Regions from separate parts of the Homo sapiens genome. Here all the other regions are linked to region 4. Evidence: chromatin loops called from intact Hi-C (ENCODE). Cell type or tissue: PC-9. All regions are shown on one strand. Links, peaks and the distances in the headings refer to the core of each region. The heading gives the core; the rest is flanking DNA.

The links. Peaks named below come from ENCODE experiments on the same cell type or tissue, not always from the same donor. Only the 100,000 strongest peaks of a DNase experiment are listed, where the experiment ranks them.
Region 1: it touches region 4 in a loop (8-fold over the local background); 7 of 110 quality-filtered maps call a loop at or near these places.
Region 2: a loop joins it to region 4, with 3 times the contacts of the local background. A loop is called at or near these places in 2 of 110 quality-filtered maps.
Region 3: a loop joins it to region 4, with 5 times the contacts of the local background. A loop is called at or near these places in 2 of 110 quality-filtered maps.
Region 5: a loop joins it to region 4, with 3 times the contacts of the local background. A loop is called at or near these places in 5 of 110 quality-filtered maps.
Region 6: a loop joins it to region 4, with 11 times the contacts of the local background. A loop is called at or near these places in 10 of 110 quality-filtered maps.
Region 7: a loop joins it to region 4, with 6 times the contacts of the local background. A loop is called at or near these places in 2 of 110 quality-filtered maps.

The regions. Positions count from the first base shown.
Region 1 is chr3:101,811,777-101,816,266 of GRCh38, forward strand. All of the region lies in intron 6 of NXPE3 (neurexophilin and PC-esterase domain family member 3), which reads left to right. Among named protein-coding and RNA genes, the nearest start is that of NXPE3, 35 kb to the left of the region's middle. In PC-9, for the core only: CTCF peaks have their summits at 2,140 (motif pointing right) and 2,343; no DNase peak of the experiment used is centred there.
Region 2 is chr3:102,179,155-102,183,644 of GRCh38, forward strand. No RefSeq gene overlaps it. Among named protein-coding and RNA genes, the nearest start is that of RDUR, 240 kb to the left of the region's middle. In PC-9, for the core only: no CTCF peak of the experiment used is centred there; DNase peaks (open chromatin) are centred at 1,267 and 2,587; H3K27ac peaks cover 744 bases.
Region 3 is chr3:102,076,928-102,081,417 of GRCh38, forward strand. No RefSeq gene overlaps it. Among named protein-coding and RNA genes, the nearest start is that of RDUR, 140 kb to the left of the region's middle. In PC-9, for the core only: no CTCF peak of the experiment used is centred there; a DNase peak (open chromatin) is centred at 2,684; H3K4me3 peaks cover 593 bases; H3K27ac peaks cover 1,206 bases.
Region 4 is chr3:101,982,098-101,986,587 of GRCh38, forward strand. The region is part of intron 2 of RDUR (RIG-I dependent antiviral response regulator RNA); the gene reads left to right. Among named protein-coding and RNA genes, the nearest start is that of RDUR, 43 kb to the left of the region's middle. In PC-9, for the core only: no CTCF peak of the experiment used is centred there; a DNase peak (open chromatin) is centred at 2,544; H3K27ac peaks cover 634 bases.
Region 5 is chr3:101,926,630-101,931,119 of GRCh38, forward strand. No RefSeq gene overlaps it. Among named protein-coding and RNA genes, the nearest start is that of RDUR, 12 kb to the right of the region's middle. In PC-9, for the core only: no CTCF peak of the experiment used is centred there; a DNase peak (open chromatin) is centred at 2,482.
Region 6 is chr3:102,223,779-102,228,268 of GRCh38, forward strand. No RefSeq gene overlaps it. Among named protein-coding and RNA genes, the nearest start is that of ZPLD1, 210 kb to the right of the region's middle. In PC-9, for the core only: CTCF peaks have their summits at 625 (motif pointing left), 825, 1,823 (motif pointing left) and 2,023; a DNase peak (open chromatin) is centred at 1,813.
Region 7 is chr3:101,848,123-101,852,612 of GRCh38, forward strand. NFKBIZ (NFKB inhibitor zeta) reads left to right here and starts at 1,392. Exons shown (of 12, transcript NM_031419.4): 1 at 1,392-1,795; 2 at 3,963-4,102. The coding sequence starts at 1,507. RefSeq lists enhancers at 451-1,288, 1,083-1,377 and silencers at 871-2,070, 1,119-1,290. In PC-9, for the core only: a CTCF peak has its summit at 1,926; DNase peaks (open chromatin) are centred at 1,019, 1,209, 2,389, 2,849 and 1 weaker place; H3K4me3 peaks cover 3,900 bases; H3K27ac peaks cover 2,977 bases.

The DNA of each region.
Region 1 (4,490 bases), core at 320-4,319, 170 kb before region 4:
AGGCTGGAGTGCAGTAGTGTGATCTCGGCTCATTAAAACTTCTGCCTCCTGGGTTCAAGCAATTCTTCTGCCTCAGCTTCCCAAGTAGCTACCATTGCAGGCACAATGCCACCATGCCTGGCTAATTTTTGTATTTTTAGTAAAGATGTGGTTTTGTATGTTGGCCAGCCTGGTCTGAAACTCCTGACCTCAAGTGATCCGCCTGCCTTGGCTTCCTAAAGTGTTGGGATTACAGGTGTGAGCCACCACTGTACCTGGCCTGCAGTAGTGAAATTTATCAACCTTCTAGTATACAAATGATGAAGTGAATGATAGTGTTTCATGTTATGCAGTAAAAACGAAACTAGTCATTTTGTGGATGAGACCTCATCTGATGTTGATTTCTAGAAAATGGCAGATAAATGTTATAACAAATGGGACAAAGCTATTTTATTTTTAAAAAATTTAATTATCTGGATGCAGATGTCAAAGGGACAAAGCTATTTTAAAGACAACTACTTTCCAATTACTGGAAAGAATAATTTGATACAGAATATCTTTAATTTCGTTAACCGGGAAAATCAAAGGGCCCATGTTCTGCATATAAAACTACTAACTGATAGCATTTGAGGGAAGGAAGCCTCCTCAATATATCAGCAAAATGTATTTCTTTGTAAGTGGTACCACCTCTACCACTACCTGCCTCTACGCTTATTGAGAAACTTTGCCAAGTCACTCTGTGACTTGCTTTCTTCATCTTTAAAAGGTATTTCGACGGCCGGGCGCAGTGGCTCATGCCTGTAATCCCAGGACTTTGGGAGGCCGAGGCGGGTGGGTCATGAGGTCAGGAGATGAGACCATTCTGGCTAACACGGTGAAACCCCATCTCTACTAAAAATGCAAAAAACTAGCCGGGCGTGGTGGCAGGCGCCTGTAGTCCCAGCTACTCAGGAGGCTGAGGCAGGAGAATGGCGTGAACCCGGGAGGCGGAGGTTGCAGTGAGCCGAGATTGCGCCACTGCACTCCAGTCTGGGTGACAGAGTGAGACTCCGTCTCAAAAAAAAAAAAAAAAAAAAAAAAAAAAAAAGATATTTGGACTAGCTACTCTCTAAGGTCCCATTCAACAGTCTATGAATTTATAGAATTTCTATCTATATAGCATTCTTAGCTTACCTCTGTAAACTGCAGAGGTTTTAGGGGACTAAAATATATAGGAAAGAAAATTAAATTTCCAAGGTTTCATAGGGGGAATTCAAGGAGTAAACTCAAACTCAAGCCATTACAATTACTGTGTAGCTGGGCCCTTCTCATATTCCCAGCACTTGACAGAGTGTTCCTAACCAGCTCAATATACACTATCCTCATTCCTCATCCTGCTGAGGGCTGTCCCTCCCTACTGACCTTATCCCAAGCTTCCTATGCTCATGGCAGTCTCTGGTGCAGGGAATTGGTTGATCCCATTTCTTCTGTCTTGTTTTCCCCCTTATAAACTGTGTACTCCCCTTTGTCCTGCCTTTTACTGTTCTTAATTCTGCAGACAATTCCATACCATAAAATTAATGGACAGGTTTGCTGCACATCTCACCCCGCAGCCCTCCCTGCCCCGCCCCACCTCAATTCACGTTGTGTCCTTTTCGTCCAACTCTTTCTGGATGATTTAGGGAAATTTATCTCTCTGCCTTTTTCTCTTTCGTTTTGTTCCATCTTTGGCCCAGACAGCCCTCATTATGGCTAATGGATTACATGGCGTGACACCCTTTGGAGGAAAATGCAAACCATGGGCTTTAAAGAGAAGCCAAGAAATTTTAGAGATGCAGGGACATTACTTTCAAATAATAAAAAATATCCCTTCTGGTTTTGCCCAAATCTTCATATCTGCTTTTACAACCACCTCTGTTTAAACTTCTTCCTTCACCAGCAATTTTCAAGATAACCATAAAGTTGAGTAATAACTCATTTTTATTTTTTGTTTTAATTATTTTTATTCCATGTGAATAGTACATTAGGGGTTATATTATCTATTTAGGAGACTTTCATATCTCAGTTATCTTACATGAACTGCATTGTGAGTTCCAAGAAACACCATTTAAACAGCCACAGACTTCTTAAAAATCATATTAAAATTGTCAGGAAATGTTTTTGTCCCAGTTGACCATAAGGGGGCAACATAGGTATGTGCATTTCATTTAAAAAATATGATTTTTTTCTCATGTAGCATGCAGCATGTTTAAAGAATTAATGTCAGATTTAGTAATTGATTTGCTTTCCTTAGCTCTGGTAGTAAATATAATTAACATTTGAATGGAAATGGTAATTGTTTCCTGTGTGACATATACTTTTCTTTATAACACATATTTGACACAGAATAACCGAGTCTACCGAATTAACAGTGGTAAAAAATTGTAACATCAAAATAACTTTTAATTCTCATTCTAGTAAATGTTTTCTGTGGGCCCTAGGTGTCGTCTCTGGAGCTCTCTAACTATGCAGCCTCGATGTACTGATATAATGAGGGAGCTTTGCACAAGGTGCAGTAACATATTAAAGCTACACTTGATAACATGTTGAGAAATTATTTTTGAACAAGCCTAGGAAATGTTTACCCTACATGCCCCCGACAATTTTTCTTTGATAATCGCATTTGCCAAATAAAGCTTTTAAAATCAGCGTTCAGTTTCCTTTTCTACTTGGGCTCTGAACCTGCAAAGAATTAGCAGATGCCGAAGAAAAAAAGATTAGATATGCACTCTGTGTCAAATAGAACATCATCTTTGGAGGGATAAAAACCAAAATAATTTGGAGTAACACAGATAATGTCAAGTCAAATAAGCTAAAAGTAGTCACAAATAGGGGAGTCACTTAAATTTAAATTTCTGAGTTGTGTAAGCATTTAGAGTCCAAATTGTGGCTTAATAGGTGACTATAGAATGACTGGACTTTGATAAAGGTTGTGTAAGAAAATGATATAACCTGGTGGTTTCTTGAAGATTGTAGGTTTGAATAATTGTTAGAAATGAATAAATATATACCTTCAAGAAAAAAAAAAAGAAATGGTTAACATCTATAAACATCTGTTTTTGAGAAGTGATCTAGCACACAGTGGTTAAGATCATGGGCTTTGGGCTCACTTGCTTGGGCCAGGTGCTGGCTTTGCTCCTTACTAGCTCAGCTCTGGGACCTTGGTCAAGTTGTTTAGCTGTTCTGAAAGGTAGGGATAGTGATAGGACCTACTTCAAAGAGTTACTGTGAGCATATGAGATAATACGTTTGCTCAGAATAGTGTCTGAGGCAGAGTAAACTTGCAAGAAATATTAGCCATCACAGTCTGTTTTGAAGCATGTAACGTGTGGCATTTTCTACAGGAGGTGTTAGGGCAGAAGGATGTTGACTTTCCCTCTGAAAGGTCGTTTTGCTTGTGTTATCAAGTGTAACTAGGTTACAACCAGGAGGTACACATTGGTGATGTATTTTTAGCATTGTTCATTATATATAAAGACTTTCTGAACCTTTTGTATAATGGAGAATAATCCGTTAGATTGTCTGCCATTAGTTTGTTCTCCATATTAAGTGGTGTTTTTTTGGAATTAAAATTAAAATTTGAAGATGGGATTCATGGATTCTAACTTTGCTTTTAATGGGCTGAAAACAGTGAACTAATACTACTCTGTATGTGTAAAGTATTAGTCTAAGTTGTTACTTGCCTCGCAGGCATGTGGGTGAGAAACTGTTCTCTTCTGGGAGAATGCTGGATAAATGCTTATGTCCACACATTTCCTTTGGTTTTGTCTTCCTTTATATTTGGCTTTGATAAAAACATATGTAATCAGGCTGGGCATGGTGGCTCACGCCTGTAATTCTAGCACTTTGGGAGGTCGAGGCGGGCGGATCACTTGAGATCAGAAGTTTGAGATCAGCCTGGCCAACATAGTGAAACCCCATCTGTACTAAAAGTGCAAAAATTGGCCAGGCGTGGTGGCTCACGCCTGTAATCCCAGCACTTTGGGAGGCCGAGGTGGGTGATCACAACGTCAAGAGATTGAGACCATCTTGGCCAACGTGATGAAACCCTATCTCTACTAAAAATACAAAAATTAACTGGGTGTGGTGGTACACGCCTGTACTCCCAGCTACTCGGGAGGCTGAGGCAGGAGAATCGCTTGAACCCAGGAGGCAGAGGTTGCAGTGAGCTGAGATCATGCCACTGCACTCCAGCCTGGCGACAGAGCGAGACTCTGTCTCGGAAAAAAAAAAAGCAAAACTTAGCCAGGCATGGTAATGCGTGCCTGTAATCCCAGTTACTTGGGAGGCTGAGGCAGGAGAATCACTTGAACCCAGGAGGCGGAGGTTGCAGTGAGCCGAGATTGTGCCACTGCACTCCAGCCTGGGCAAAAAGAGTGAGACTCCATCTCAAAAAAAATGTAAGCAGAGGGAATGCTGAAAGTCCCTCCTTTCCTTTCTGTCCACCAATACCTTCATGCCCATTTCAGATCTTCCCATTTTTGTACAAAGGA
Region 2 (4,490 bases), core at 281-4,280, 200 kb after region 4:
GGAATTGTTTTAATTTTTATGTCAAGACAGCTAAAACATCACAATCATAGCATCAAATGTCCGTTTGGCAGTTTATGATTATTGTCATTTACCGTATAAATGTACTAAATTATTTTTGAATACATAGCCATGGCTTTTGAGATGGCTAAAGGATACTCACTTTATTCTAATGAGAAAAGGAAAGAATGAAAGTAATTTATCTACTGATTTCTTTCAAGGTTTACAGAAAGTCAGGGCCAGGTCTTAGTAAGTTCGCTGGAGCTTATGAGGAGCCTGCTTCTTTGCCACAGTAATAAATGTTCATTACCTAAAAGCAGAAAGGAAGGCATCTCCTTCTTTATCAGCTTCTTGGTTCCTGGATTTGCTAGCATTAGAGCAGGAAGGAAGCAGCTGCCCAGATTCTAGTCTGAAGGCGTGCTGGAAAAATAGGTCTTTCTTATTTCTTTAAATGAAAGAGAAAGATTCCCTGGTCAGTAGGCAAAAAATTGTAGCTGCCTTTAGACTTATTCACACCAGTAAAGAAAATGGTCCACAAATATCTTCCAGTTTGTTCATGTTTACTCTGTGCGTGTGTGTGTGTGTGTGTGTGTGTGCATGTATGTGTATCTGAGTTTATTTTCATATCATAGTCATCAATATATTTTTGGAAAACTAGTCTTGCAAGATGATTTCTGAAAACTCCTCTGGTCTTACAGCATTTCTCTTCTTGAAGAGTCATAATACCTACTAACATAATAAAGGTACTGGAGAGTCTCAAAGTAAAGAAACACTTGAACTTGATTTGACCCAGAATTTCCCTAGCTTCATTTGACCATGAAGCACTTTTTCTCATAATGATTAATAATATTTCAGTTCTGTAAACATATTTAAGAAATGCTGAATTAGATGATTTTTCCGAAGAAATTCGAATGAACATAATACTCTAATGACAGAGGAATGTAAAAATATAGGCACCTGCCAGTTTCAATGTCTCTGCCGGCTTCTTTAAGCTTAGCTTAGTCAATTCCACTTCCCAAAGCCTAGATCTGCTAAAGTATTATTAGGCCCACAAACCCCGTAAAATTCTTTCTATGCAAGTAGCAGCTGATAAAGGGGCTCGCTAAGGTTTTTTATTTTTATTTTTTAATCTTAACTAGAGTGTTCCTTTTCCTGTAATACGCTGCCAAGCCAGTTCTGTTAGGCGAGTCAATTAAATTACTTCCTGTCTCTTCTATCGTCTTCTACCATCTGATACTCAGTGACGTTGGGACCAAAAAATGTAGTTTTTTCTAAAAACATACGCTCATCCCAGGGAAAAAAATAGCAATGAAGAAAAAATGTTCCTCAGCTATCTGAGGATTCCAGTCCTTGGTGGTACTTGCAAACAGCAACAAGCTACATTTAACAGCACAGATCCGTTTGGTGTCTTACATTACTCTGTGAATAGAAATTTGGGCTATTTTCCTCTAAGACAACAGGAAAAGGTCTGAATTTCTTTGACCTTTGCTTGACGGTGAAAAAAAAAAAAGTAAAGAAAAGCACACAGTTATTAATTAACTTCTGTGAAAGATACTTTATTTGATTAATGGTTCACAGCTAAATTTAAATTAGGGGAGATATGCTGAATGACTACATGTTTACCCAGATTATTACCAGGTATGCTGCCAGGAATTTTATTAACCTGTAGGCTACTTATGATCTCTCTTCCCTCTACCCACTCCACAAACAAACACCAAAGAACTGGTCTACCAGAGTCAGACTGAAATCTTGACTGAGGACACAATGTAAATAACTATTAGTGTGTTTGAAATTAAGACAATGGATATCTTTTCCAGGTCATGGTGCACACATGGATTTTTAACTTTCTTAACAGAGCACATAACACAACAATGATTTGGAGTTGTCTGGATTAAATCAGATGGCAAAACCTGGTGATCAACATAATAAAAATTCCCTTTCCCCCTTCTTTGTCATTTCAGACAAAACTCTTGTGTGGATATCAGCTAGAAGAGGGTAACTACTGTCTTAAAAGAGTATTTCTTTTAAATCTTTTTAGCGTAGAAATGTCATAATACACAGAAGTAGAGAGACTAGTATGATGAGCTTTCATACACTAATCAATCTGTTAAAGAGCTAACAACATTTTGCGGATCTTGCTCTCTCTCTTCATTCCTCCTTTTTTTTCTCTTGAGTATTTCAAGCAAATCCCAGAAATCATGTCATTTTGCAGCATGCATCTCTAACTGGTGAGCCTTTTCTATTTCATAACAAGCATGCCATTGCTCAATCTGACCATTGAAAATAATTCCTGAATTTTGAGTCTATATAAATCTCCTCTATTTTCCCCCAACTTTTACCCTGACCCATCTCTTGATCACTTCTAGCCCCTCAAAGACTCTCGTTTCTAGGAATAAGTAGATCCACGAAGTGGAGGGCATTTTTGCCTTCAATCCAAAGCATCAACTTAAAGTCATCACATCACTTCCAAATTTCCCTAACTCTGAACTCTGCTGCTACTACTTTAGGGCATAGTTTCAATATCCATGGATTGAAAGCAAGGCCAAGTTATTTTGGTGACAAGCCAGAGATGAAATTCTAGAATGCATTCCACCTAGAGTCTGCTTCCCAAGCCCTTCAGGAGGCACACAGCAGGAAGTGGACTTAGCTATTGGTTACAAAGCAGGATTTCCTCATAGGGAGTAAAGTGTTTTCTTTTCATAAATATAACCTATTTATTTATATTTTCAAGTAATCTATTGCAGCCTTAGTTGTAGTAGGTCACTAGTTCATGCCTTCAATAAACTGTCATTTAGTGCTTACTGTGTGTGAGGCATTGCACTAGTAAAGAAAGAGGATATAAAACAAAAATCACTGCATAGAAAATAAAGTGCAGTGGGAATTTGGAAACAAGCTGTTTTTTACTTGAGTTCATGATGGTCAAAAGGCGCATTTGACTTGGGCCTTAAAAGACTTGTAGAATTTGAACAATTAGAGAGGAAGAAAAGCCATTGTGGGGGGAGGAAAGAGAGAGCAAGGCACAAAGGTGGCAAAAGTGAAGCGAGCTGAGCAAATAATAAGGAGATCAGTCTGGTGAAAATGACACTATCTTCAGGACAAACATCGTGGCTTATCGTGACCAGCTGTGCAGTTAGGTGTAGATATTATGTAATCACCCAGTAAGGAGAGATTCCAGTAACTGCTATCAGCCACTGCTGCCAGGAACTACTAATCAGGCAGCATGTCTAGAATGTTAAGACGATGATTATTAATCAGTGGCCAACCAAGAAAACTGATGCATGGCAGAGGCATCCAGTCCAATGTGATATAATAATTAATCCAACTGGATAATATTTTACCTCCGAATCCAATCTAGTGGTTGGGTCAACAGGCAAATACTCTGTTACTATGCATGTGAGAAGAAAAAGAACTTTTTAGCATTCTCAGGAGGCTTGCGAAGCTCAGGCCCCACTAAGTGAAGCCTCTTTTGTTGTGGGGCTGGATCCTCCTTAGATCTTCATAGAACAACCTCACATGCTTTTTTAATTTTCTTTCTAAGGGTCAAGACACTAAAACTATGTTGTTAATACAGATATAGCAAAATCTTCCTGACCCCAACCCCAAGCTTGTTATTGCTGTCATCCTTCAGCTAAAGAATGGACTCAAATTGGTGGTGACATTACTGATTTAGGTTTGCTCTGCTGTGCTCAACACTGAGATTAAATGTTCTGGATCAGAGTATAACTTTATATCAGACTAGTCCATACCTTAGTCCAGGCCATGTGCCTTATGAAGCCTGAGAAAAAGTGTGTTCTCACATGGACACAGGGAGGGGAACATCACACATGGAGGCCTCTCAGGGGGTTGGGGGCAAGGGGAGCGGGGGTATTATGTAACAAACCTGCATGTTCTGCACATGTATCCCAGAACTTAAAGAAAAATAAAAAACAAAACAATAAAAAAGTGTGCTCTCTTATTCTTCAACATGAACTAGAAATGCATTTTTTTTTTTTTTTGCTAATATCTTATCCTGTGTTTATTATGTGCTAGGCTCTGTGTCTGGTGCAACATAAGCATTAGCTAATTTAATCTTTATAACAACTCTATGATGGAAGTTAATATAATTATATCTTCATTTGAAAGTGGAGGAAACTGGGGTTGAGAGAGGATTAGTAATTTATGCCAGGCTACATAGCTAAGTGGCAGGGCTGGTTTTTGAGCCCTGCTGATTTTTCTGACAGAGCACAAAGCAGGGACGGAGGCCTGCATGTTGGGATGGGAAAGCAGGTGGGGAGAGTCCATTGATTCCCTCTGCCTCTGTACCTCTTCCTGTCTTCCTCATTTCTATTTCATTTCCCAACTCCTCCATCTCCCAGGTCCTTTTGTGTAATTGTTTAGTTCATTTATATAATTAACTGGTTTCCTCTTTCCTCAGGCCTTGCCTACTAGGAAATTGCAAGGAGAGCTAGCAAGTGAATGAATGAATACATACAGCACAATATAATGAATGCCAG
Region 3 (4,490 bases), core at 240-4,239, 95 kb after region 4:
ATCTCCTGTTTCATCCAAGTTGCTGCAAAAGACATTATTTATTTTTTATGGCTGAGTAGTATTCCATATGTATACCACGTTTTCTTTATCCACTTGGTTGGGGACTTAGGTTGATTCTACATCTTTGCAATTGTGCATTATGCTGTGATAAACATATGTGTGCAGGTGTCTTTTTTATATAATGGCTTTTCCTTTGGACAGATACCCAGTAGTGAGATTGCTGGATCGAATGGTAGACCTACTTTTAGTTCTTTAAGAAATCTCCATACTATTTTCCATAGAGGTTGTACTAATTTACATTCCCACCAACAGTGTATAAGTTTTCCCTTTTCATCACATCCACACCGACGTCTATTGCTTTTTGACTTTTTAATAATGGCCATTCTGGCTGGGGTATCTCATTATGGTTTAATTTGCATTCATTATGAAATGATTGTGATAATTCTGGATGTGAGAGAGTAGGGGGGATTTTAAGGAAGGGTCGGGGATGTGGGGACCTGAATATGGGCAGTGGTCATGGAAAGAAATGGGCAGATTCTAGAGGATTGATGAAAGAACAAACAAAGGTAATCAGTGACGACTGGAGAAACAGGACTTGAAGGTTGTCATGGATGATTCTGAGTTTTCTGGGAATTTGTGCCTCTAAAGTTGATTTGTCTGAATAGTAAAAATTGAAATCCCAAATCCTTAATGGAAGTTTTCAGAGTCCTGTACCCCTTGCCAGCCATCCTGCTTTAAAATGACTTGCTGTTCAAATTCTTCAGTGTCTCTTTCCTTTGCTTTCCTCTAAGCACCAGGCTTGTGCGTGAGAGGCTATAACTTGTCTTCTTTCCTTCATGTAGGTTGGTGATACAGACTTGCTGGTCCTCGTGAACGTGCTGGTGATTTGGACTCCAAGGGCAATCTGTCTGTCAGTTTTGACAGTATTGTCTAGTCTCAGTGAGAGATGGAAGGAAGACCACTGAGATTTCTCTGAGTCTGAAAATAGATACTCTTCTTAGCATTCAAATTTGCTTTGAAGGAGCATTCTTCACATGCCCATGGTCAGGAACAGTTTAAGTAGTGTTAGGATCCAAAAAGTTGATTGGATTTCCCCGCCTCTCTTCACAGTCTATATTTAGGCCCCAGCCTATCAAAAATATTTAAGAGGAGTATTTGGCATATTTCTGAAATGTTATTTTTGAAATATTATGCTGAGCATTTAAGCAAATGAACGACACAGGGACAGCTTTGGGCAATGCTATGAGTGGGTCTCCAGCACCCCTTTCTCTTCATTAGTGTTCTCAAGCTGATCTCTGGTTGCTTAGAGCTCTTCACAGAGGACTTCATCAGGACTGGCCTTCAAAATCCCTGCTGCTAAGCCTTTCCTTTCCCAGATCCCATATCAGATTGTCATGTTCCTAGAGGACTGAACATAGTCAGTGGTCTAATAAATAATAATGATAGATATGGTTTATTGAGTGCCTGGCATGGTGCTTTTCATACATTATCTCATTTTATTCTCACAACAGTTTTGGAAGTATTACTATCCCTCTTTACAAATGAGGAGAGACTGAAACACCAAGACTGTCATTAAGTTGGATAAACGTCATGCAGCTTGTAAGTGCCAGAGATAGAATAGGACCACAGGTCTCTCTCATAATGTACACGCCTGCTAATAATACTTTCAATCCCTTAATTCTGAGGAATGATTTCCAATGGGCATTTCAGGAATTAAGGCAAGCTCTCAGAGGCTCTATCGTTGATAAGGGCTTTATTTCAGTGGGGCCTTATTCTCTTAAACCTGCTTTTGAAGGAAGTAAGCTCTTTGCAAAGCTCTTGTTAGCAGAAAAAAACCACATGTCTTAATTCAAAATGTTATTTGAAATCTCACAATCTGTATTTTTAAAAATAATGGAAGGCAGGTGAACTGTTTGTCTTCAAAAGGTTTATTTTACACACCAACTCTTTACTGCCTCTCAATAAACGTTACTTAATTACAATGTGTTAAAAAGAATGAAGCAGAAGTATGGTCTGTAAAAATATTTGTTATCTTTTGCTTTTTTCGTTTCCTGATTCTGAGGAACTCTGAGCGGTTGTTTGTCAAACTGCTTTGTACCTGCCTGAGCACAAAGGCCCTTTTGCTGGGCTGGGCCCCATGCAGAATGGTGAAGTGGCTGAAGTTTGAAAAGCAGCACACTCCTCTCAGTGCTCCCAGCTTCCTCCTCTCCACTCATTTCCCTGCCTCTTTTATATTTTGTTCAAAATAAAATAAAATGCAAAGAAGACAAACTTTTCTCTTCCTCTCACTCAAGAAGGGATCTTCAGACACATTTTTATGTGATTGAAAGTAAATGTAATTTCCGGGTATTGACATTTTCAACTACATTTCGAATCACAAAACCGAAGATTATTTTTCCTGGTAGAAGGAATTCCAGGTTGAGAAACCTGAGGAGTGAGGTGTTGGGGAATGCCTGAAGAAAGAATTTGGCTAGGATGAGCAGAGTGTTCCTCCTCTTCTCCCCAAAGCAGACAGGCTTCATGAGAAAAGTCTTGAAGATAGCCATTGCTTTACTGATTTTTTTTCCTTGGTGGATTTTAGTAGTTCTGCTTTTTCAGATGATACTTCAGGCCATTTTTTTCACTGTGTGGCAGGAAAAAATAAAGAGGTTTCAAGGAAACAGAGCTGTCTTTTGCCCTGGGGCTTGTTGATCTGGGCAAGGTCTTTACCACCGAGTGCCCTTAAGGGAGGGAGGAATTAGTTCCTGCAACAGCGCTGATAAGGGTTTAGAGAGTGTTTCAAAGTTTACAAAACACATTCATGGAACAGTCAAGTGGAAAAGTTTTTTTAGACACATATAAAATATTATTAAAACTGAGTGCAAGTTATTTGGACTAGCCTTCATTTGGGACAGTCTCTCAAAAGCTGAATTATTCTTTTTTCTTCTGATGATAAAAATACTAATTGTAATGCAGAACAAGCTCTTTCCTCCATCTCCCCTTGTTGCCACTGCATGAGAGTAGCAGAGAGTAGTGCCTAAGTGGCAGTGATACATACATGATGGCTTGAATGGGGTGGCACAAAAAGCTTGTAGTATGATGCTGCCTGCCGTGTGGTGTTCCTGCCTAGTCAAGTCTTCCCCCTCCTACTTTCATTCTGGGCTGTGAGTTTTATACTAGTTTAAGCTAGCTCCTCATCTTTTGAAGCTCGTCATCTTTTTGAACCATGTGAGAAAGCCATCCCACACCATTGCTGTTGAACCTTTCTTCATGTGGAATTTGTTGAGACTTGAGGGCGCCCATCATACGGGGGACCATTATAAGCAAATCTCCCATGATTTTTCACCCTTGCGCTCCACGGTTACAGCCCACTTCTCATCACTCGTCATAATGTGATCCTCTCCCTTGATCCAACAAAATAAGCCAGTTTACAGCCTGAGCTTCCTACAATGAAGTTCACTGTCTAGTCTTACCTATTTTCACAGAACTTCTAATCAGCTTTTCAGGGTCTTAAATAAGTCACTCTATATGAATGAACAGCCAAAGCTGTCTAGATATTTGAGAAAACACTTTAATATGAAATGAACTCAGAGGAAGCAAAGACAATGTAGGAAAAAAAAACAAACTAAGATTCTCAGAGAGAGAAGATAATGAATCCATGGACATGAACAGGATACTATAAAAATGAAAAGAGAATAAAAAAGACCATCAAATATAAAAATGATGACAGTAGAAATTAAACATTAAACCAAAACATTGATACAGTTGTTGAGTAAATGTTACAGACTGACTTGTGTCCCCCCTCAAATTCATATATTGAAGTCTTTTTTTTTTTTTTTTTTTGAGGCGGAGTCTTGCTCTGTCACCAGGCTGGAGTGCAATGGTGCGATCTTGGCTCACTGCAAGCTCTGCCTGCCGGGTTCACGCCATTCTCCTGCCTCAGCCTCCCGAGTAGCTGGGACTACAGACGCCCGCCACCATGCCCAGCTAATTTTTTTTATTTTTGGTAGAGGCGGGGTTTCACCCTGTTAGCCAGGATGGTCTCGATCTCCTGACCTCGTGATCCACCTGCCTGGGCCTCCCAAAGTGCTGGAATTACAGGCGTGAGCCACCACACCTGGCCATATTGAAGTCTTAATCTCCAGTATTGGGAATGTGACTGTATTTGGGGATAGGGCTTTAAAGAGGTACTTAAGGTAAAATATGGCTCTTAAGGTAAGTCCTACTGGAATGTAACTGATATCCATTTAGGAAGAGGCGATTAATACTTATAGAGAGACATCAAGTATGTCCCTCACAGAAGGATGATCATGAAGAGGCAGCAAGAGGGCAGCTATCTGCAAGTGGAGAAAGGAGAACTTAGAGAAACCAGCTCTCCTGGCACCATGCTGTTGGACTTCTAGACTCCAGGACTCCCAGAATATACATTTCTCTTTTTAAAAATAGCCATTCTGTGGTATTTTGTTATGATACTCCTAGCACACCTATACAGTACATTTCCAAGACATCAA
Region 4 (4,490 bases), core at 183-4,182:
GTTGATTCCATGTCTTTGCTATTGTGAACAGTGCTGCAATGAACATTCACGTGCATGTGAAAGACTATGTATTACGAGAATGATTTCTACAAGCTATTATACAATAAGATCTAGAACTTTTATGTGTTAATAAAAGGACCATTTTCTCAAAAAGCAAAGGCAGGAACAATAAAAATAGAATATAAATTTAAGAGAATTTAAAACTGAAGATAACTTAAACTATATTTCTCATAATTGCCCACATGGCTTTACTTCAGAGTGATGCTTGATTAATAAAACATAGTCCAGCAAGCAAGAACTAATTCTAAAATACTTTAGAATTACTTAAATACAAATACTGAATTTGTATTTCTTAAGTTCTGGAAGAAGATACACCGCTCAGAGCCACCCCTCTTACTGTTCTCTTTCATTTCTCATCCTCTTCTTTTGCACCTTGTGGTGCTTCTCTTTTCCAACGCTGGAGAACTTTTCCTGCGTCCTTTGTGTTGAATCTCCCTCACCATTTCCTTCTGATTCTGTATTACAAAAGACAGGGTGAGTCTGGCTATGGCAGAGAGATTCTCCGAGCGCAGGGTTGGCAGAAGCCAGGACCCCATGTAAATGGGAAAAGGCAGGAAAAATGCCAGGAACATTCCCACTTAAACAACATGTCCCTTTATACCTGGGAATCTCATCTCTGTGGCTACCTATAATCATCCAATGTATGTAAAAGTATGCCAGCATTTTAATTGGTTTTCTATCTTTATGTGTCACTGATGCAGTTTAAAAAAATTCTTATTTTAGGTTCAGGAGTACACATGAAGGTTTGTTATATAGGTAAATTCGTGTCACAGGGGTTTGCTGTACAGGTTATTTCATCACCCAGGTATTAAACCTAGTTCCCAATAGTTATTTTTTGTGCTTCTCTCCCTCCTCCCACCTTCCACCCTCAAGTAAACCCCAGTGTCTATTGTTTCCTTCTTTATGTCGATGAGTTCTTATCATTTAGCTCCCCACTTATAAGGTTTGTTATATTGCCCAGGGAAGGCAAGATACAAACTCACCTCTTCTCTGTAGTATGATTAACCTTGTTATAAGTTTATAAAATGCAACTCATGGGAAGGAAAGAATAAACAAACTGTTAATTGTTCCTGTTAGCTCAGACACACCTGAGCCTTGTCTGATTGTCCAAAGAGTTTAACACACTAGAGTTACACAGAGAATAATTTGTAATAAAATAATAAACATTGTTGCTATTAAGCATTGATTGGTTGTGTTAATAGTTTATAAAATGTTATAATTTCTCAGGTTACTTTTATTACTATGTATCATTGCACTAGAACCCAGTGTCAATATAATTAGGAGGTCTGGATTCAAATCCTAAATTCTGATTTTAATGAGCTTTGTGACCATCTAATTTTACCTTTCTTGGTCATGTTTCCTTACTTTAAGTCCAAAAATTAGAATCCACCATCTTAAGGTCCCTCTAAAATTTTATTATATTTTATATTCTCAAAGGACCTAGTGGTCCAATTGCCTAACCTGTGCATTGAGGTTAAGTTATCACAAATATTTTAGCAGGAAATCCTACGGACACAGGGTATAGTGAACAAGAGAGTAGAAATTCATCTTCCCTAATCCCATGTTCTCTAGTAAGATGTGCACTTTGCTTTGAGAAAGTTGCTCATCATATTCTTCCAGAAAGTCATGATAAATGCATATCTCAGAGGCTTAGTTCAAAGCTCTTCTCTGGAAGACGTCCTCCTATTAGCTTCCTTTGATATAGCAAATATCACAGTGGATGAGAAAAGGTTTCCCTCTTCTTCCAACCCATGGTACAAATCCATACACAATAGAATGTTGAAACCCAGAACTCTAGAGAAGATACAGAATCTGATAGGATTTAAGTTCCAGGCAAACTTGGGGGTGGGTTTGAAATAAAATGCCTCTGTATGAAACATGGCACCATGATTTCTTTCTAAGGCTGATGTGGCCCAATGGCTACAGATATTAGGTCAACCCAAATGGAATTGAGTAAGTGATCTCTTTATAAAGGTGGTGTATTGAAACATCCTCATATTACATTTATAATTTTATATTTGGATCCTTAAGTGGTTAACTGGGTAGGGGTTGTGGTGATGAGGAATACCATGGAAGGAACTGCAGAAAGTAGTAATGGGGCCAGTATGTGACCCCCAAGGTACATCTCCTCCTTTGGAAGAGACACTTCCAGGTCTTTGGTTAGGGATAGCAAAATGTTAGTTGCAATAAAAGCTGGAACGTGTTTGGTTTGGGGTTTGCCCTGGGCCATTCTGTGATCTCTCTAGAGCAGCCGTAAAGCTAGGAAATAGAGCCAGGTGGTAAGGACCCAGTGAGGTGAGTTCTAAGAGACAGAGAGAAAGAAGCAGAGGTAACCGGGCAAATAGAACAGTCAAGATGAGTCCAGAATGATAAGCCACACCTGCTGTGGTGACAGAAGAATGGGGAAATAAAAAGATCAGCCTGTTGGGTGGGACGCACATATTTTTCAATGAGTCAATAAAATGCTTTTCTTGGAGTGCAGGCTAGATATTATCTAGTTAGTAACTTACTTTTTAAACTTAAGCTGAGCTTCTTAACTCCACCTCTTCATACCTTTTGCTTTATTTATTCACTAGAATTTCCACACTTATATATGATCAGGAATGTGCTATTTACTATTAGAGTCTCTGGTCTCAAAGAATTTGCAATCACATATTAAACCAACCAGAACAAGGAGATTTATATACAAGTCAAGTGCTGCAATATTGTAGGGGAAGGAATTAGTAATAATCCTTAAAGACAGAGAGATATCAAGTAAGGAATACAAAAGAAAGTTAGAATAGCTGCCTTCCAAAAACCCTTCTAGTTCTTAACAGTATATAATTTTGCTTGTTTCTGTCTTTCCTTTTCAAGTCCCATTACCTCGTTTATTTATTAAGCAAACATTTAATATACGGCTTGCCATGTTTCAGGCATTACATATGCCTATTCATTTTATGTTCATAATAACCCTTTGTGGTAGGTGCTGTTACCTTCATTTTATCTGTGAGTAAATGACAGCACAGAGAAGTTAAGTTACTCTTAACAGCTGGTAAGTGGCTGAGCTGAGATTTGAACCAGAGACTATCTCCAGAGTCTGTGGTCTTAACCGTTTTATCATGTTGCATGGTTTTGAATCGAAATATATATTTGTTTACAGAAAAAGGTAAAATTTGAATGATGAACAAACACCTAATTCTTATTAATTTCCTCTTGGATAGAAAAAGAGTTCATTTTCTCTCTTTTTAAAAAAACAAGAGCCAATTTATTCTGAGTAGTTTTGGAACCTATATCATTTTAATTTTTCACTGTTCAGGAAATGAAAACACAGGATGAGATGAGGGAATGATTTAGGTGTCCTTTAGGATTTTTTCCAAAGTGCAAACTATACTTTTGTGGAGCCAAAAGGGGCCATTCTTGTGTACACTTGGGCTAAAGTGACTCTTAGATCCACTGTTCTCTAGGATATTCCAGTCTTTCCCTCACCAAACAACTACTGATGGGATGACATTTATGCATTCATACTATGCTAGTTGAGAGATGGGTATACGTGGGAATGTAGGCTTGGTACCTGCTATTAATGAGCTTATAATTTAATTGGGGAGACAACACACACACACACACACACACACACACACACACACACACACATACTTAATTAACCTTCACAATCACAATATAATTCAAGAACCGAAAGCTCCAGTGGGCAAACATTATGGCTGGGCTGTTTGGCTAGAAGAGTAGAAGGCATATTGAACATATACAGTTCTGCAGATTCTCTTGGCTGATCTGTCTCTAGAACCTTAACCTCTTCCACCCATTTGCTCTGCCTTAGCTGCTGCTGCTGCGCCTCATGACACAACCTCATGACAGGTCCATGAGTGTCTAGCACCTGAGACAGACCAGTTTCTTGCCTGGAGTCTCCGGCTTCTTCCACCACTTTGAGATTTGTATATTGTATCACACAGGCTACGCATGAGCTGTGGCTTCCGAAGCAGCTTCCCAAAGAGTCCAGAGAATACAATCTAGAAGTGTGGGAAAGTTGACTTTTGACAGAGAAAAACAGGAGCTAGAAAAATTTGGGCAGATAAGTATTGTCATCCCTTGGTATCCATGGGGGATTTGTTCCTGGACCTCCCTTGGATACCAAAATCCATGAATGCTCAATGCCCCAGTATAAAATGGCATAATATTAGCATATAACCTGTACACATCTTCCCACATACTTTAAATCTCTCTGGTTGCTTACAGTACTTAATATGATATAAATGCTAAGTAAATAGTTGTCATACTGTGTTGTTTAGAGAATAATGACAAGAAAAAGTGTACATGTTCAGTACAGATGCAATTAAAAAATATTTTTGAGTGGGTGCAGCGCACCAGCATGGCACATGTATACATATGTAACTAACCTGCACAATGTGCACATGTACCCTAAAACTTAAAGTGTA
Region 5 (4,490 bases), core at 212-4,211, 55 kb before region 4:
ACTGTCTATTGTTTCTCCTTTATTTACAAGGGTTCTGGGGAGGAGTGAAAATGACAAAAGAGAGGTGGCAGGAAGGAGGAGGATGTTTGAGTATTCCCACAAACGGTTGATTAGTCAGTGAATTAAAGAGAGTTCTTGTTCCTGGATAATTTGGAATGAACACATTTCCTGTTCACTCAGAGATACAGCAGCGAGTTTATTCTGGGTGGCTTCCACAGTGACCATTGTGGAGAAGAAATCTTGTAATATAATTGAAGAACAATAGCCATATAATTAACACAGATGTTCAGGTATGAGTCATTGAAAAATTATCATCCTTACTGTGAAATAAGATTGGTCAAGGCGAGGCTGGTCCTTCAAAGAAGGAAAACCCAACATGGTGCAATGTGTGCTGCAGGTAAGGCCGTGGTGTGATTTTGAACGCAAAGTTGCCTCTGGCTCAAGTTCTCTTGGGCTCGAGTCCCAGGCTCTTGCTTGTAACTCCTCTATTGCTTGTCACTGTTATGTAGAGCAGTGTTTCTCAAGTTTGAGTGAATCTTCAAATAACCTGGTGGGCTTGTTGAAACACATATTCCTGAGTTGGATGTCCAGAAATTCGGATTTAGTAGGTCTGTGGTGGGGCCCAGAATATTCATTTTTAACAAGTTGCTATGTGATGTTGCTGCTGCTGCTGCTACTAGGTGTTGAATCACACTTTGTGTAGCACCAAGTGCAGACTTCTGAGAGGGTCAATGGACATCAAATAAGTTTAATGAGAGTGAATGAATGTGTCAGGTGTTTCTAGAGAATAGTGTTTTTTTTTTTTAATTATGAAATATGGCTGGGCGTGGTGGCTCACGCCTGTAATCCCAGCACTTTGGGAGGCCGCGGTGAGTGGATCACAAGGTCAGGAGTTCAAGACCAGCCTGGCCAACATGGTGAAACCCCGTCTCTACTAAAAATACAAAAATTAGTTTGGCATGGTGGTGGTTGCCTGTAACCCCAGCTACTCAGGAGGCTGAGACAGAGAATTGCTTGAACCCGGGAGGCAGAGGTTGCAGTGAGCCGAGATCGTGCCACTGCACTCCAGCCTGGGCGACAGAGTGAGATTCCGTCTCAAAAAAACAAAATTATGAAATATATCCTATAAATGGAAGGGTGCACAAAATATATTTGAACAAATATATGTTTGTTCAGCTTAAAAGATAATGGTTTACAAAACTCAATGTACCCACTCAGTGGGAACAATGACCTACCCAGTGGGTCAAGAAATTAGAACATTTCAGTACATTAGAGAATAGTTGGGGTGACTTGTTTAGCTTATACTATGTTTAATTTTTAGCATCTATGTTCATGATTGAAACTGGCCTATTATTTTCCTTCTTTGTACTGCTTTTGTCAGTTTTTAAAATAAAGGTTATACAAAGCTCGGAAACAGAATTGAGTATTTTTTCTGTTTTCTATAGATTGGAATAATTTCTGTTAAATTGTAATTATATTTAAAAAATCGAGTATATGCCTTCAATAACCAAATATGCACTATTTGAGTGGAAAATGTCATAGAAGCCAATACAAGTGGTTAGACTGCAGACCCAGTATCTTTAATGGTTAGAAAACTATTAACATGTTTTACTCGAAGGGATTTGTGTTAAGTGATATTTTTCAAGACATTTTAATGTATTATCTAAGTTTTCAAATGTTTTTTCTTTTTGAATTCCTGATTTTATTTATACTTTTCTTTTTTTAAATCCATTTTACCATAGATTGGTAAAAGTTGTATTAGTTTTTTAATTAAATAATTTTCAGCTTTGTTATGTGTCTCTATTATATAATGTTAATGTGTTTGTTTATTTAGTTTTTTTGAGACAGAGTCTTGCTCTGTTGCCCAGGCTGGAATGCAGTGGCATGATCTCGGCTTACTGCAGCCTCTGCCTCCTGGGTTCAAGTGATTTTCGTGCCTCAGCCTCCCAAGTAGCTGGGACTACAGGTGTGCACCACCACACCTGGCTAATTTTTTGTATTTTTAGTAGAGACGGGGTTTCACCATGCTGCTCAGGCTGATCTCAATCTCCCAACTTCAAGTGATCTAACCACCTCGGCCTCCCAGAGTGCTGGGAATACAGGTGTGAGCCACTGCGCCTGGCCTACTTTTTATTATTTGCCATTTCTCCTATTAGGAGGTGGGGTCTATTTCTCCTCCGCTTGAATCTGAGTGGGCTGGTAATTGCTTGGACCAGTTGGGTGCAGTAGAAGTAACACTAGGTGACCTCTGACACTGGGTCACAAGAGGCCATGAAGCATATTTCTTGTTCACTGGAAAGCTTGTTCTTGGCACCTGGAACCATCATGGAAGACAGCTGATTACCCTGAGACTGCTGTTGAGGCCACATGTAGGCACTCTGAGTGACAGCCTCAGCTGAAGTTGCCCTTCACCCACCCCAGGCCAAGTGCCAGCTGTGTGAGTAAGAAAAGTGAATATTGAGAGTGCATTCTTCTGTCCCTGCTATTCCAGACATACCCTTTGAGTCACTTCACAGCCTTCAGAGTCATCATAGCTGAGACCCCAGAGGTCACTGGGCAGAGACAAATTATCTCTGTCCTGTTAAAATTCCTGACCACTAGAATGAAGGAACATAATAGTATGTTTATTGTTTTATGCCACTATGCTTCAGGCGGCTTGTTATGCAGTTAGATAACCAAAATAATAATGCCTACACACAGGCAATTGAGACTTTACTGACTATCACCGTTTCTCCATGTAGTCACAGCCATATATATCTGCAAATTTCAATAAATTTGATGGGCATAGAAATGCGTACAGAGTCACCACTGCTCTCACTTGGACTTGAGCTTGGCTTAGGATCTTTGTAAACTAGATGCCAGACTTAGCAGATAAATTGTTTTAAAGAGCAAAGTGTCTCTAGGCTCTTCACTTGGAGGAAGATTATTGCCCCCCACAGATGGGTTCATCCTTCACAGTTAGATTTCCTCTTTCTGTGGCTGAACGTATCAGCCACCCATTTAACTGGAAAGACTTGCTCCAGCCTAATTCTATTCTATTCATTTACTTCTGAAAAGCAAACCAAATAGCCCTTCAAGACTTCTTTCCCTTGGCACGGACTATTTGTTTTAAAATGTGCTCTGAGGCAGTCTGTATGTTCTTATTAATTGTAATTAAATTAATTAATTATTTTAGAAACAAGGTCTTGCTCAGTTGCCCAGGCTGGAGTCCAGTAGTGACTGTGGCTCACTGCAGCTTCAAACACCTGGGCTCAAATGATCCTCCTGCCTCAGCCACCCAAGAAGCTGGGACTACAGGTGTGTGTACTGTACCTAGCTAATTTTATTTTATACATTTTTTGTAGATATGGGGTCTTACTGTGTTGCCCAGGCTGGTTTCAAACTCCTGGCTCAAGTGATCTTCCCACCTTTGCCTCCCAAAATGCTGGGATTACAGGTGTGAGCCACAGCCCCTAGCCTTGCATTTTCTTTTGAGAAGGTTCTAGGACAAAGGCAACCTTATAGAGTGGCCAAACATCATACCTGCCAGATTTCAGATTGTGCCAAAGTTTTAGCTTTGTCAGTTTCTATTGAAATACCAGCAAGTATTGTAACATTTTATAGAGAGTGATGAGTGGTATCTATTTAATGTGGACTTTAGTACTTATATTTTATCCTCGTGGCCTTTATAAAACAAAACTTTATTTTTCTTGCCTTTTCTGGAAGTGTTTCCTCTTTTTTTAAATTTTTTTTTTTTTCAGACAGAATTTCGCTCTTGTTGCTCAGGCTGGAGTGCAGTGGCATAATCTTGGTTCACCACAACCTCCGCCTCCCGGGTTCAAGCGATTCTCGTCTCAGCCTCCTGAGTAGCTGGGATTACAGGCATGCGCCGCCACACCTGGCTAATTTTTTTGTATTTTTAGTAGAGACGGGGTTTCTCCATGTTGGCCAGGCTGGTCTCGAACTTCCGACCTCAGGTGATCCACCTGCCTTGGCCTCCCAAAGTGCTGGGATTACAGGTGGGAGCCACTGCGCCTGGCCCATGTTTCCTCTTTTTTAGTACCATAACATCCAGGTACTCAAATCCTTAAGTAAACTCATCAATAATATGTATTCTATTTATTTATATGCAAACAAAGCAGGGCACTCTGTAGAGCTGTCTCTGAACTTGGATTACTCAGAGTTCTAAAGTGTTATAAACTTCTATAGGGAAAATTCTGGAGAGAATTAACTGAGATTTGGCAAAGAAAGAAACCTTGACAGTTAAATGGGTGACAAAATCCAGTTAATTCTGCCATGTCCCTGGGGTTTCTTTAGCTTTATGATATCTTCTTCTTTGACTATGACAAAGGCTCCTACAGTCTTTTTGCCTTGGGACTCGGCTACCTACAGCTTCCCTGTTTTCCATGTGGCAGGTACATTTCTCTATAAGGGCATAGGCGCTCTGTCTTATTTGTGGTTGTATCTCCATTGCTTAGCACAGTGCTAATGCATAGTTCATGCACAACATA
Region 6 (4,490 bases), core at 147-4,146, 240 kb after region 4:
GTCTGAGACTGTGATCCTCCACTTGTATATGTTCTGCTTTAGGGAGAGTCACCTAATGTATTTGGATTTCAGTTTCATCATCTATAAAATAGTTGTGCTTGTGAAAGGCGGTGTTGAGTGCTGTGAAAGGAAGGGGTTTGCTTGGGAAGTGTCAGACATTGCATCGGACAATGCAAGATGGTTAAGTGTGGAGGTGAGGGTGGAGCAGATGATCTACCAACTCTAAAAATGTATGAAATATGAGCCAATGTATAGGATGATAGTATTTAACTTTACAGAGTAGATGAAAGGATTTTCTGTATCACTCGGTAAAGTACCAAGTACTAGGTAAATACAAAGTGTTATTTCTGTTTACTGAGAATATACTTATCAAAGGGAATTGAGGATTTGTGGCAGCTGTTTTAAGATAGACATAGGCTATAGCCATGATGGGTGATCTCATATAGAAGAAGCTGGAGGCAGAATTGTCAGGTCTGTGAACCCAAATATTAGTGCATCAGCACCTTAGAAATTAAGAGGTCCCTGAGGTTTTGAGATTGGCATCTGGTCTTCTTGAGTGACAGCCACTAGGAGATATTGCCTTGTTCTCATACCACAGAACTATCTGGATAATCTGAGGCCACCTGCTGGGTGGTCAGGCCAGAACATCCATCCTTTTGGTACCGCTCTCAGAATTGCTCACTCCTGCCCGCTACCACAAACATTTAATTTTATATAGGGGAGATAGTGGAAGGGGAGGAGGATCCCTGTTCCCCAGGGCCTTGCCACAGAAATAATGCCGAGGCTTCCACTGCTTCCTAGTATGTCATGCAGGGAGAAATCACTGGGTCCTCATGAAGCAACCCTATGCATTTGGGAACCTCATGTACAATGAATGCTCAATAAATACTTGTTTTTTAAAAAAGGGAATAACTAGCAATTCGTACTGTGTGTATTAGTGGGAGGCAAGGCTAACCTTTGCCGTTGGCCTATGGTGTCGGCTCTGTGGGATGATTTTGCAAATGTTCTGTTCCCACATTAGTAGCTTTCCAGATGATTACAATTCTGCTTCTAGAATTCCACCCTTTAATAGGCATTGTTCTCAGACAAAATGCAAGTGAGAGCAAAATCACATCATTAGTTTTTTATATCTTACTGCATTTGAATTATTTGGATGTCTCTTGAGAGCAGAGTTTGAAATGGATGCTGAGAAAGCCGGGGAGCTGAAGGAAGGTGGGAAACTACACAGAAAACGGCAGCTACAAATATCTAATTCTACAGGTTTCACAGTTGTGCCTAACACTGGTCCTGATCAGTAGCTTTGACAAGGCACGTACCTGAGGACAATGTGTGCCCCCTCTCCTTCTTTCTGTTTTTCATTAATTCCTTTATACTTCGCTTTGAATATGTATTGTGAGTCAGATGCCCCGCACATAATCACATGTTCTTAATACAGTTACACCCAGATGCACAAAGAGTTTGCAGGTAACGTTTTCAGTCTCTCTCAGCAGCTTCCAATTTTGTGCGACTGATTGATTAACACAGTAACATGAGCAAACACGAAGTACCAGAGCTTCAGGTGACACATTTAATTAACGACATTCAGGCAAGCAAAGAAAGATAAGCATTCTGGTAGCAGCCAATTACAAATTACAGATTAATGAATGTAATTTCGGGTTTCAGAGATTTTCCTATTTTATTCTAACACTGGGATCAACATTCATCAGCTCAGAAGGGGGAAGGTGCAGGCCTGCTAAGCAAGGTATCAACCTAAGGATAGCTTTTGCTTTTGCTCCAGCTCCATGTCTGATCAGATAGAATTACCAAACTTAATCTGACCTCTAGTGGCACTTTGCATTAACAAGCACATTTGAAATCCACTTAGGAATTTTGCTGTGAGAATTCTGCTATCATCCCATCTTACAGCTGGAAGGAACCTTAGAGATGATCTGCTTGGCAGGCTTCTGCCCACTCCCCTATTTTACAGATGAGGAGACTGAGGCCTGGAGATATTGATGGGTGATGATAAAAATTGAATAGCTAATTGATAGAAAAGTCAATGATGACAGAATCCAAGTTTCTAAAAAAATTTAATTGTAATTTTTGTGGTAGGTGTATACATTTATGGGATACATAAGATGTTTTGATACAGGCATGCAATGAGTAATAATGACATCATGTAAAATGAGTCAAGTATTTTATCCTTTGTATCACAAACAATCTAGTTATACTCTTTTAGTTACTTTAAGATGTACAATTAAATTATTAATGACTATAGTCACTCTGTTATGCTATCAAATACTAGGTATTATTCATTCTTTCTATTTTTTATACTCATTAAATCATCCCCATCTCCCCCATACCTTCCTACACTCCTTCCCAGCCTATGGTAACCATTCTTCTTCTATCTCCAGAATCCAGGTTTTTAGATTTCTACATTGTTATGAGTGTGTTAGCAGAGAAAAGTCAATATGCAAGTCTGTAAGATTCTTGATGAGAATAAGCTTAGGTGTATAAAATTAATGGCTGTCTGAATATAGGTGAAAAGCATCAAAACACTTTTGGTTCAATATCTGTATATTTTAGCCCAAAGTTCCAAAGTTTTATGGCATTATCTGAGTCAAAATAACTGACTTTAATTTAGCTACATTTAAATGGTGAATTTCTTTGATTCTTTTGAGTCAATGGTTTATAACTATCACTCTTAGTAAGTGAGATGATTGTAATGATTTAATCGGACCAACAATTCAGTGAACTAATCTAATATTCAGTTCTAAATCTCAGGAATATTCAAATTGGGACAAGGTATGAATCTTTTTGTACCCAATTCCAGGGTTTTTAATCAAACCACAGGCAGTGTTAAGCAGTTGAAAATAAATCAGACTTCAGGTTTGAGTAAACCTGGGTTAGAATTCTGGATTCTTGTCAGCATTCATTTCTATTGCTGCTGTAACCAATTACCACAAACTGAGTGACTTAAAGCAACACAAACTTATTTTCCTCTATTTCTGGAGATCAGAAGTCCAAAATACATTTTAAGGGGCAATAAGGTGTCAGCAGGGTTTGTTCCTCCTGGTGGCTTCAGGGGAGAATCCATTCCTTGACTCACCTACTTCTAAAGGTTGCTGACATCCCTTGGCTCCTGGCTACATCACCCCAACCTCTGCTTCCATGGTCGTATCGCCTTCTCTTCTGTAGTAAAATTTCCCCTTCATGAGGATAACATGATCACATTTATGGGCCACCTGGATTACTAGGGTAATCTTGCCATCTTTGAATCCTGATTTTAATCACATCTACAAAGTTCCTTTTGCCATGTAAGGTAACATTAACAGGTTCTAGGGATTATGATATGGATATCTTGAGTGGGTTTATTATTCAGCCTTCCCCAATCTCTTACCAGCTGTGTGATCTAGGTGTGATCATCTTAACCAGCCTTATCGAATTGGTTGGGAGGATTAAAATAGAGGATAGATAAAACATACCTAGCAAACTACCTGGTGCATGATAGGTGCTCAGCAATAGCAATGTTCTCTTCTTTTCCCTTGGCTTAATCAGTAGATGAAATCTTTAACAGTAGGTTATGCATATAGTGGAGGTTTATATTCAGCGTAGTCCAAGATCTGGTTTCTAGAAGCAGAATTACCATTTGGTGGATGAAGTAGAAACCAGAAATTCCTGAAATGCAGTATTTCTCAGTCCAGCCTTTCCCAAATGATGAATTCCTCTCTCCACCCTCCTGAATGGTGCATCTTGCATTTTGATTTTGGAAACTTGATTACTTTCTTCATCAGACTGTCTTTTCCTAGTTTGCATAGATAAAAACTTCATTGCTGGTAATCAAATTAATTGTCTTTTAAAATAGTTATGTCCTGTGGCAATCAATTATACAAGTCTACAGATGGCACATAAAGTGTGTGCTGAATGGAATGATAATGGAATATAAACTATATTCAGGTTTACCCTGTTTTATTGTTTCTACTCGGCCATGTACTTGGTCTACATGAGAGGGATACTTAAAAAAATGTACTGCTATGTTTGGCCTCTTATGTTTCGCTTTCCTCCTCTTTTTATCATCTTTTACAACACAGATTTAGAGAAAATGTATGTAGTAGAACTCAGTTTCCTTGATCATTGGTAATGATGTGCAACAACTTGATGTGAAATGATTCACTGATAGTCTGGAAGCCTTACTTTGAACATCTTTCTTAGTGACACCATTAATTACAGGCTACAGTCTGGCTATCACCAAGCTGAATGTGGCCTTCAGAAGTAGTCTGCTTGGGCAGCATGGGATTCAAAATGTTTCCTTTGCATGTGTTCAGATGGACAAACACTCTGTAGTTTTCCCCAGTGATAATACCTGCCATAATGGGCTATTGCATGCATTGATGCCAGCTCCCCGAAGGCATTTCTCCATGGTGGAAACTGACATGTAGAAAAAAAGTGAAGGAAAAAAAATGGCTGACATCTATTGCTCCTTAAAATGATTTTCTCCCGAATCAAGACAT
Region 7 (4,490 bases), core at 248-4,247, 130 kb before region 4:
CTAATGGCCTCTGGGCTCCTCATCTTCTCTCAACTGCTTGCAGATTAATTTTGCCTACCTAAAATTCATGTTTTCTCAATGTTTATTAAATAAAATTCCAGTGTCTCAGCTGCTGGAGGTGCTCCACCCAAAGGCACCAAGTTATCTTTTATATTTAATGCCATCTTCTCCTCTTGACAATCGTAAAAGGGGACTATACACTCTAATATGAACCCTCTCCTTAATTCTTTGCTCTTGTTCTTTCTGTAAATGCTGTGGGCCCCAATCCCACCCATCCTTTAGGACCTATCTTAAATGCCACCACCCCTGCAAAGATTTTCCTCCTGACCTCCTTTTTCCTCTACCAGACCTGTTGTTTCTCCTTTTAGGTGGCTCACTGAACTTTGTATCCCTCGTGTTATTTAATCATAATCGGTTTATTTAAACATAGCATGTGTGTACTTAACCTTATCATTCCCGCATTTTTTGCTAGTTGGACTTGAACAAATAGTTGTATAAATCCATTGGAAAAAAGTATTCAAGATAGGAAAGGCCAAAATTACTGTGTTAGTTTATCAGATAGTGTAAAGCTATGCAGAATTTTAAAAGTTATATCTACATATACTACAGCACCTACATGTTTGTGTATTATTTTGCTAAGATGGCTTTGTTCTAGTATTGAAGGATACAGAAGTGTGGCATTACTTTTTATTCATGGCTGCACCTAAAACATTATTTGCGTCCCAGCAGATAATTTGAGAACATAAAAATGCTCCAACATCTCTTTCAGTTCGGGATGTTGCCTAAAACCGTCGACAAACGCTATGTTTGAGAAGGGAGGCTACGCTGGGGCGCCGGAGGAGACAGGCCCTTAAGAACCTTCCAGAGATGCCTTAACTGGGCTAACAGCTCGCCGCGCCGGGGCAGGCAGAGGGGTGCGGGGCGCGCTCCTTCCAGGACTTGCCAGTCCCCAAGAACCAGGCCAACCGGTTCCCTCCACTGACTCCCGCCTCCCTCTGCAGGCCCAGCCCTGCGCCGCGCGCCCTCTCCCCGGGCGCCCAGGCCCGGCGGGGGCCTAGAGGGCAGGGATGGCCCGGGCGAGGGACGGGGTCCCGGAGGCGGGAGGCGGGAGGCGGGAGGCGGGAAGCGGGAGGCTGGAAGCCGCGCGCTGTCGGGGTTTCCCGGTGAAGGGCAGGCAAACAACCGGTCGGTCTGGGCGGAGCCGGGCGGGCGGGGCGAGGGCGGAGGGCGGAGGGCGCATTGCCTCATCCTGTACATTTTACTGGAAATCGGACGCATCCGGAGGAGGGGCTGGGAGGCGGCCCGGGCACCGCCAATGGCCGGGCCGGGCGCCGGGGAGGTCGGCGAGCGCTGCGGCCCGTTAAATACCCTGGCAGTCCCGCGCCGCGCCCGTACTGGCCCGCGCCGTCCGCCCGCCGACAGCTCCCTGAGCCAGCCCGGGAGGCAGCCGCGCGCAGCGAGCCGGTGGCGCAGGTGTCGGGGTCCTCGAGCGCCCAGCCTGGGAGCATGATTGTGGACAAGCTGCTGGACGACAGCCGCGGCGGAGAGGGGCTGCGGGACGCGGCGGGCGGCTGCGGCCTCATGACCAGCCCGCTCAACCTGAGCTACTTCTACGGCGCGTCGCCGCCCGCCGCCGCCCCGGGCGCCTGCGACGCCAGCTGCTCGGTCTTGGGCCCCTCGGCGCCCGGCTCGCCCGGCTCCGACTCCTCCGACTTCTCCTCTGCCTCGTCGGTGTCCTCCTGCGGCGCCGTGGAGTCCCGGTCGAGAGGCGGCGCCCGCGCCGAGCGCCAGCCAGGTACCCGCCGGCCCCGCACCGCTGCGTACTCGGGGCGCGCACGCCTAGGAGGTTGGGAGCGGGACTCCCCAGATGGAGGGTGGCCCCTGCGCCCTCCTTAGAGCTAGGACGTACGCACCTTAGCCATCAATTACCACTCCCCGCCTTGCCCGGGCCGGGCGCCTGCCTGACCTACACGCCCTTCGCCGGCCCGCGGAACCGGCTCCCTCCCGCGGGCCTCGGGGGGGCTTCAGAAACCGCTCGGCCGAGCTCTGACTGCCGGGCGAGTGACCAGGAGATCGCTCGCTCTCTAAGAAGCAGCTTTGTTGAGTCATAATTAATAAACTATGATGAGATTTGGGGTCTGATGTAGGTGTAATTTTCTTCTTGTGAATATTTTAGTGGAAAGCTGTAGCAGAGGATAAGGGTTTGGGAATAGCGTTAAAGGTCATGACTTATTTCTCAGTTTTTATGGAATTTTTCAGTAAAAAGACTTGACCGTCAAAGAAAAGGAAACTGCTGTTATCAAGGTGAAGCCGGGCTGAAAACCAACTCAAGTTATGCCTTTAGTTTGGCGAGTTTCGGAAGTCTGCCCGGAATTTTTGCGGTCTTGTTTTTGTTGTGTGTGCCTTAAAAAAAATGGATAAGCCATATCTAGCAGAGAAAGACGTAATGTTATCTTTCATGGGCTGCGAATTGGTTTCCTTTCTTAGTGAACCGAGTTGCATAATTTGGGGGAAAACAGGATGCCCCTGTGGGTAGGCTAGAAAAACGCCTCGATAATTGAACGTTGAGAGTAATTAGCATGATTTTAAAGAACGTCTCTTTCCGGTGTTTCCCACTCTTAGCCACTCCTGTTTTGGTTGTCATTTATTTTAAAAAGTGATATCTCATTTTCATTTTAAGTCATTTAAAATCATGCGAAAAGCGATTTAAACCACTGCGTAGCAGATCCAGAAAGAATATGTGTTTAGGACCTTTTCTTACCCACTTGGCCTTCATCTGGCTGAAACTGTTCTGCTGGTCCCTTGGTTTACCACACAGCCACAGGGGATTTCTGAAACTGCATTTTTTTCTTTCTGTGACGTTGGATTATGAACTGCTGTCATTCCAGAAAAATGCTGTGTTAGATTCTGGCAATTCTGGTATCTCTTGAAATCCCTAAACTTAAAAATAAAGCCAACTAATGTTTCACTTACCCTATCATTGAACTGTTTATCTCATGTATTTATGATAGATACAGATGTTCAAATTATGCGTTGTTTCTTGCCCCATCTTATTTTTGTACACTTGATGGAGCGGCTGAATTATTCATTTCCTGACTTTGTGAATTTGTGTTCAACACACATACTAAGAGGTTGTGACATAATAGTGATCAGAAGTGGAGTACTGTACTTGTATACCAAATGCTAAAGTGTATTTCAAAGTTTAAAAGTGAAACAAGCATATTTCCTTTTTACTTAGAAGACCTGTGTAAGTAATTCCAAAAACAGTCAATGAGGGGAAATCCTGTGTGCATATGTAGAAATGTGTTTAAGCTCAGTGAATTTAAGCAGCTTTTTTGGCACAGTTGAATTGAAGGAAATAATAAGACATAAATCTAAGACGTTGTTAATTGTCAGGTTTTCGTACATAGAGATCTTTGAAAGAAGTTGTTTTGTGCCTTCTTAGGTAAGCGGAATTGATAGACTTTAAAATTTCTATGTGAACATAAAACCATTGGTTTAAAAAGCTAAAAGTGCATCATTTATCACTTGCTCCCCAAAGTTTTTCCAAAGTCAAGAATAATTATAGAACTATGAGAGTCAGGATGGCAAAATCTGTCATCCATTCTCATGGGTGGTTAGGGCTGAGAAAAAAATGTGATCCACTCTCATGGGTGGTTAGAGCTGAGAGATAGAGAGGCTTAATTTGGGTTTACCTATTGGCTCTGAGGATCCTTGACCAAATTTTTATGAACTTTAATTTCTTAGGGTACCCAGTGGAGAAAGGTATCAGGCAACTTAGGACCTTTGAGCAGAGCTCGGGACTCACAAGGCCATTGATTGACCAGAGCAAGTTGGAAAGGTTTTGCAATGTGCTGCTTGGGGACTTTATACATTAGGCAACAGCTATACTTTTGGGATTATTAACGTTTATGTCTGTGAAGATATTTAACCAGGAATATGTTTTGTTTTCTTTTGAACAGTTGAGCCCCATATGGGGGTTGGCAGGCAGCAGAGAGGCCCCTTTCAAGGTGTTCGGGTAAAGAACTCAGTGAAGGAACTCCTGTTGCACATCCGAAGTCATAAACAGAAGGCTTCTGGCCAAGCTGTGGATGATTTTAAGGTGACATCTATTTTTCTGTTTTGAGTATAGAGTTGGGGAGAGGGGTTAGTCTGTCAGGGTTATTATGATGACCTAGGTCCAGTCATCAAGTAAGTCACTTGAAATTTTTCATAAGATGACAAAGTCCATAGGACAGAGACCATATTTGTCTGGTCTGTTGTATCCTCCTTAGCCCAGTGCCAGACACCTGGTAGGTGGGCAAGAGAAACTCAATGAATAAATAAATGAAGGCAAGTTCAGAGGCTCAACTGAAATGGAACATTTTAACTAGAAAGGGAAAAATCAAATGGTCTTATTAATTTCATCTTGACCTGCGTTGAGCTAAGGTGAAAGTGAAAATGAGGAAGTCGCAAGATAGAATAAAAATTGATATAGAAAATCAATATTG